2 separate regions of the Homo sapiens genome follow, and region 2 is linked to region 1. A link is a contact called in ENCODE Hi-C or POLR2A ChIA-PET data. All regions are on one chromosome and are shown on one strand. The core of a region is the stretch at or near the end of the contact, and the rest is flanking DNA. Distances in the headings are between cores, read along the strand shown.

Region 1 (3,500 bases), core at 848-3,347:
AGATCCCTTTGCCCCAGGATGGCTCTGCTAGACCTGGGCCTCTAGGCCATCTCCAGTGCCTTGTCCAGTCCCTCCATCCAGGACATTCATTTCCAGCATTTACTGATTGCCTGCCATACGCAGGTGCTGAGCCATGTGTATGATGAGGTGGTGAGTACAGCACTCCTGAACTATGTGTGTGAACCACGTGCTGAGCCATGTGTGTGATGTGGAGGTGAATACGGTGCTGCCTGTTTGCCCACACACTGCCAAGGAGATCAGGGTCTAGGGAAGCCGAAGACACGGGGGCAGGGAAGGCTGCCAGGAGAAACTGATGTCCAGGCTGTGACCTGAAGGCCACATTGGCAGTAATGTGGAGAAGCAGAGGACAGGGAGGCGCTCAGGCAAAGGAAGGAGCACTTGCAGAGGCCTGGAGGCAGGAAAGAGGGCTCATCTGGAGACCTCCTGGAAGTACCTAACGGCGGGTGAGGCTGGAAAGGCAAGCAGATCAAAGGCCCTGTGGCCCTCCAGGGAGCTTCCGTCTTCTCTTGCAGACAGCGGGGAGCCATTCAAGGGCCTTAACCTGGAGAGCGACACGATCAGGTTCGTGTTTTAGGAATCTTCCTTTGGCTGCTGAGGGAGATCAGATTTGAGTGGGGGAATGGCCTGGCCCCCATCTGCTACCTCCAGTCACTGGGGTGCCGAGAACCTGCAGATGGGGCAGAGTTTGGGAGCGTGGGTATTGGCCTCCTAGGGCACAGAGAGGCAGGGCCACCCCGGGGAGCATGCTTCAAATGTCACAATCCCTGGGCCCAGGTTTTGCCTGGATGATGTGTGTGTCCTGGGACATGGCTTGAACCCCCTCTGGACCTCAATGTCCAGTTCTTACCAAAAATTTTACCTGGAAGTCCTGAGTCTGAAATCCCTTTCCATCAGGTCTGATGTTCCATGGGTAAACCTGGGGGTCCGATGGGGCTTGAAGTTGCAGTTTTGGGGTCCAGAGGCAGAGGCTCTGGGCTGGGAAATCCTCCCCAGCTTCTCCCTCCTTCCCCTCCCCCAGTCTGTCCTTCCCTCCATCTGTCTGAAAGACAGTCTCTGAAACCCCGGGGACCCTTCCACACAGGCCGCCTGCTGTTTTTCCGTTAAAATTACAGCCTTGGAAGTTTTTTTTTTTATTTGCGTCTCAGCTCATTTCTGACATTCCTTTCCGACCACAATGGAGTTGCCTGGGCTGCCTGTGCCCTGGCTCACGCAGCTGTGGGCTGACCTCATCTCTACCAGTGCCAGCCAAGGGGCCGGGAGGGGGCTGGGCCTGGCCTTCCTTCAGGACCACAGGCCTAGCAGCAAGGAAACTCAGCTGAGAACAGGGGCCTCCTCCACCTTGTGCCCTTCTCCACTTGGAGTCTTCATGGCTAGAGGGGTCCAGGTGCACCTCTGAGGTTCTCCCTCCACTGCTTTCCTGGGTGGCTCCGAGGTGTGGTTAAATTGGGGGTGGGCACCCATGTCCCAGATGAAGACCCTGAGACCTCAAGAACTGGTAATACCCCTGGCGAGGGTCCCTCCCTGCTGTAGCCTGGGGTGGTCTGCGAGTCCCTTAGAGATGAGGCTTCCTCTCTCCCCATCTCTGGCCTTTGGAGAAAAATGAAGCCTCCAACAGTGACAGAAGGTGGCAGTGATGTAGAAAAAAATTTGGCCTAGGAATGGGAGTCCCGGGTTGTGATGCAAGCTGCTCTCCAGACCATTCCCTCTCCCCCTGTGTCTGTGCAGGGAGAGGGTGGACGAGGCGTGCTGGGGTTCCCTTGGCTCCAGTCTGCAAGAGCTGAGCTCCCACCAGGCACTTAGCAGCTGGTTATCCCTTCTGCTGCCGCCCCCGCCCCTTCCCCTCGCCCCCGCCGCCGGCCACCCGCCCGAAATAGAAAAGGAAAGGAAGTTATTTCCATAGTCAGCGGCAGCCCGGAAAAGCTCCCCTCCAGTGAGGGGGCGGGCGGGATTCCTAGAGCTGAAGACCAAATCAAAGCCAGGCCCGAGAGCTAGAGCAGCCCCCACCGCCCGGCCCTCGGCTGCCTTCTCAGTGTGCCGTTTTCCTGATTCAGCGGAACACGTGTCCTGCGGTTGCCACGCTGCAGGCTGCCATGGAGCTGTGGGGACCTCCTGGCCGGGCTCCGAGCTGCCCTCAGGCCCAGGGCGGTAGGGCGGGAGCCTGGGGGTCAGGGAGGGTGTGTGCCACCCCCTCTTCCTCTACTGCCTTGCCCAGCTGTTGGCTCTGCCATGGCACAGAGCTCCTGCCACACACACAACGGGCCTGGAAAGAGCGGCCCCAGAGCACCCTGAGAGCGAGATCCCTTCCACACTCACATCTCCACGCACGTTTTCAGAACATTGCTCAGGACACGGCCTCCTGAGGGGCTCCCCAGCACCTGGGCAGGGAGGCAGCAGTTTCTAGATAAGGAAACCGAGCCCTAGAGGGAACAGGGGCCCACCTAAGACTACCCTGCCGGCTGGTGGTTGAGCCAGAACTGGAGCTCAGATCTGCTTTACCCTCTGTAGGGATCCTGGCGTCCCCATATGCCCCTTCCTCAGCAAACCAGCATGCAGCAGGCTGTGCTGTTGGTGGCTTATGTGTCTGTTCCTTTGGACCATACCTGTCACTCAGCACCATGAGCCTGGCACTGTGTAGGTGCTAGGATAGAAGCATGAAAGGATGCGATCCCTGCTGTCTTTAGGGGACATTTGTAAACATCTATGGCTAAATCCACAGAGTTCCACATGTGCACCGTGGACAGACAGCTCTGTAGGTCCAGAGACCTGGAAGGGCACTGAGTGACTGGAGAGCATGAATGGCTGGGGAGTTCGCTGAGGCTGGTGGAGACATCTCCAGTGATGAGACAGAGTGACGGGCCTTTGTTCTGGAGGCAGTGGAGGCCATGGGAATCTCTGAGCAGGATCCGACCTGCCTGAGGACCTGGTGTGATGGGGCCAGGAGACCTGGGGTTGGGCTTAATGACTTCCTCTTCCCTGTCACCTGCCATCCCCTAGTATCGACGCGCTGGGCTCTGGAGCCCCTACAAGCCAGAGACGCTATCGGAACTGGAACCCACCACTGCTGGGCAACCTTCCGGATGACTTTCTCCGCATCCTGCCCCAGCAGCTGGACAGCATACAGGTAACAGGGGCCGCCCCCGCCTTCCACTCCCACCTGCTTGTCCAGCATCTCTCTTTGCCCACACAATTTGTGCCAGCCAGTTTTACTTCCTGATGTTTAAACCCAGGCTGAGCTATTTCTGTTGCCCTGGGTTCGTAGGGCAGGAATGCTGAACTGAAAGCCTCACTTCCTGCCTGGGCCTGGAGGTTTCCTGTTCTATCCAGGGAAGGTGACAGCCTAAGGAGGCTGTCTGCTGCAGCAGTCACCTCAGGCTGGAGAGAGGCGGGCATGGGGTGGCCAATGGTGGAGGGCCAGAGCACCCCCCTTCCTCCCTTGGGAAAGGGCCAGAGGCTGCTTCTTGCTAGATGTTGGCATGCCC
Region 2 (3,028 bases), core at 261-2,760, 64 kb after region 1:
ACCAACTATCCTTTTTGTCTATATAGAAACCCCTTTTAAACTCTAAAAACAGCAAACAGAATTATTCTTACTTGATTTTTTCAAAAGCCACCTCAAATCTTTTATGGAATGGTTTGGGAATTCATCAACAAATATATTAAAACTTGAATACACAATCAATACCTAGAATATCACGTTTAGGTCAAGTTTTTGACAGTCGAGTTGCAGCTTTTATATGTGCGTGTCCTGTATGTATATTATAATATAGGGAAGTGCTTACACATCAATCTGTACATGTATGACTGTTTTATAGAATTAGCTCAGTAGCTCACCTGCAAAGTTTCCAGAGGAAGAATTTGATTGGCCCACCTTGGGTCAGCTATTCACTTCTGGCCCAATCAGCTGTCACCAGGGGCAGGGGAAGGCAGGGCATCTGCAGACTGAGTGGACTTCTCACTTCTACTACTTGCTGTACATGCCTAGCACCAAGTCGCCCCTAAGCTCCTCTTTAACATCACCTGTGAGTCTGGGCTCCTTGTTCAAGGACATGCCCCACACATTCAGCGTGGAGGCCTGGAGTTGTTCACAGCACGGGCCCTGTCACTGCAGACCATGGGCGAGGGCCTCCTCCTTTGCCTCCATTTCCCTGCTCTGCTCCTCCTTTGCCTCCATTTCCCAGACCAGCAAGCACTATTTTCACGACAGGGCTCCTCAGCCCTTCCCCTTGACCTTGGAGTTCAGCCCCCCGGGTGTTTCCTTACAGGCATCGCCTTCCTGCTCAGGCCCATCTCCCCTCACCACAGGCCTCTCCACAAACCCACTCGGATATGAGCTAATGCCATTATCTTCCTGAAATTAAAATCAAGCCTCAACCTATAAAGTTTCACAGAGAGGGAATTGGGGTTGTATATTCCTGCGTTGAGCGGTATTCTATTTCAGTCATAGCATTTAATTATGATCGGTATGTTAGTGCCCATCGGAGCATAACAAATTGTCATTATGTTATTCTGCTGAGTCTAATTTAATTGGCAAGTTGTCACAAAAGCAATTATCCATCATTTATTTTGTTGCCATAACCACATCTCGAAGAGCACCTGCTGTCTGCGAGGAGAAATGCGCCACAGTCTCTCAGCCCTGGATCCAGGCCACTTATCTGACAGAAAGACATTGCTTCCCCCTTCTGATTTAAAAATATGTTCCTCATTTCCTGCTGCGGTCTCATGAATCCTCCTGGGGGAGCCTCAAAGTGCCAAAGGAAATTCATAGTCTGGGAAGTTGCCCGAGAGGTCTGCCCCGCCCTGTCAGGGGTGGGTGGGAGGCAGCGGGAGGACGCAGACCCCCGTGGAGGGCCCGGGACCCGACTGGGTCAGGCTTCGCTCCGTCAGCTGTTTCAGCGCCACCTCAGTGATGGATTTATAAATATTTGTTGCTCTTTTCTCCCCGGACAAGCCGCGTGCTCGCTCCCTGGGAGGCAGGATTGTTTGGCCACTTCACAGAGAGAGAACCCGAGGCCCAGGGAACCGAAGGCCCCCGGTCACGAGGAAAGTCTGGAGAGCGGCCAGGACCCCAGTGAAGACCTCCGGAGTCCAAAGGCTTTTTCCACTCTTTGGATCAAACATGTGCAGGCAAAACCTAGTTACTTTAGGCCTGCCAGAGTCCCAGACTGTGCCTCTGGGTGCAGGGGGGGACTGTCGTCCTAGGGCTAGATCTGATTGGCCCCATTTCACATGGAAGCATCAGGCTGAGAGCTCATGATAGCGTCTGGGACAGCGACTGCCCAATCTCCCTGGAGTCTCTGAGCCTAAATCTCTGGGAGGCCCTTTTATCCTGCTCCTACTCGGGTGCCTCTCCGTGCCTGGACTGTATCCCCCACACCCACAGGCAAGCCAAGGCAAGCAACATTGTCATACGATTTTTTTCTTCCCTGAAGCAAGGAAGATAGTCAGTCCTAAGGGACGATGAAGCCTCCAGGTCTGTCTCTGTCCTGGGGGCTGGAAGTGGGTGAAAAAATTATTGATGTTCTTGCTTCCATGATGGTCTTTTTAGCATAGTCACCAAAGAACTCGTTAAAAACACAAACAAAATAACAAACAAAAACACCACCAACAAAACAAACCAAAAACCTACCACTGTATTGCAAAGGGGATAAAGGAACCAGACTTTTAAATAAACCAGCTTTTTCTTTTGGGTCAGTCAGGTACAATTTCCAGGCTTTCTATTTGAGGGCAGTGGAAGATGACCAGCTCCCTGAACAGGCAGATCATCTCTTGCAACTCCAACAAACAAACAAACAAACAAACAAAACCCTCTCATTGCAATTGCTGATAAAATAAACTAGGGATGTTCAGACTCCTCCCTCCTGGACCAGCATTATCCCTAAAGAATGTTCCTTGTGGCTACAGAGAAATCACTTTTTCTACCACAACGCAGTGTTTAGGATCTCTGCTTACTGTGGAGGGCCCCACTTGAGCCTGAAGTTATGCAGTCGATATTGGAGCAGGAAAAAGTTGAATGTGCAAGGAGGGGACTGTGCATGTGTCCCCTGCCGGGCCCAGTTGTGGCAGAGGGTGGTGCTCTCCCACGTTGTGAGTGAGTGTGTAGATTAGTGCAAACTCTGTGGAAAGTAAGCTGGCTAAATGAGTGAAGAGCCACACAAAATGTGCGTCATTTTTGACTCATTAATTTCATTTAGGATAAACAAATTTCATCAAAAACAGAGGAAAGATGCTTGCTCTAGTTTTATTTATTTATTTATTTTTGAAATGGTGTCTCACTGTGTTGCCCAGGCTGGAGTGCAGTGGCGTGATCTCAGCTCACTGCAACCTCCACCTCCCAAGGTTCAAGTGATTCTCCTGCCTCAGACTCCTGAGTAACTGGGATTACAGGCGCCCACCACTGTGCCTGGCTAATTTTTTTGTACTGTTAGTAGAGACGGGGTTTCCCCATGTTGGCCAGGCTGGTCTCAAACTCCCGACCTCAAGAGATCCACCGCTTCAGCCTCCCAAAGTGCTGGGATTACAGGTGTGAGTCACTGCACCTGGCTGGCTAT

Evidence for each region. Hi-C counts contacts between places; a loop is a spot of excess contacts on that map. ChIA-PET counts read pairs that join two places held with the same protein, here RNA polymerase II (POLR2A). Pooled maps may share reads with other maps.
Region 2: a pooled map shows a loop between it and region 1 (2.2-fold over the local background). The contact joins two enhancer-like sites. A Hi-C loop is called at or near these places in 1 of 50 pooled maps. POLR2A ChIA-PET finds 5 or more read pairs at or near these places in 4 of 52 experiments (Caco-2, HEK293, T-cell and 1 more).

The regions. Positions count from the first base shown.
Region 1 is chr17:57,873,233-57,876,732 of GRCh38, reverse strand. It overlaps CUEDC1 (CUE domain containing 1), which reads left to right. Exons shown (of 11, transcript NM_001271875.2): 4 at 3,016-3,142. Among named protein-coding and RNA genes, the nearest start is that of MRPS23, 25 kb to the right of the region's middle. RefSeq lists enhancers at 1-403, 404-1,045, 1,687-2,328, 2,329-2,969. Within about 2 kb of position 2,097, at least 32 of the 41 ENCODE cell types and tissues checked have a DNase peak (open chromatin) inside an H3K27ac peak, as active enhancers do.
Region 2 is chr17:57,809,498-57,812,525 of GRCh38, reverse strand. No RefSeq gene overlaps it. Among named protein-coding and RNA genes, the nearest start is that of MRPS23, 39 kb to the left of the region's middle. RefSeq lists an enhancer at 1,013-1,899. Within about 2 kb of position 1,510, at least 16 of the 41 ENCODE cell types and tissues checked have a DNase peak (open chromatin) inside an H3K27ac peak, as active enhancers do.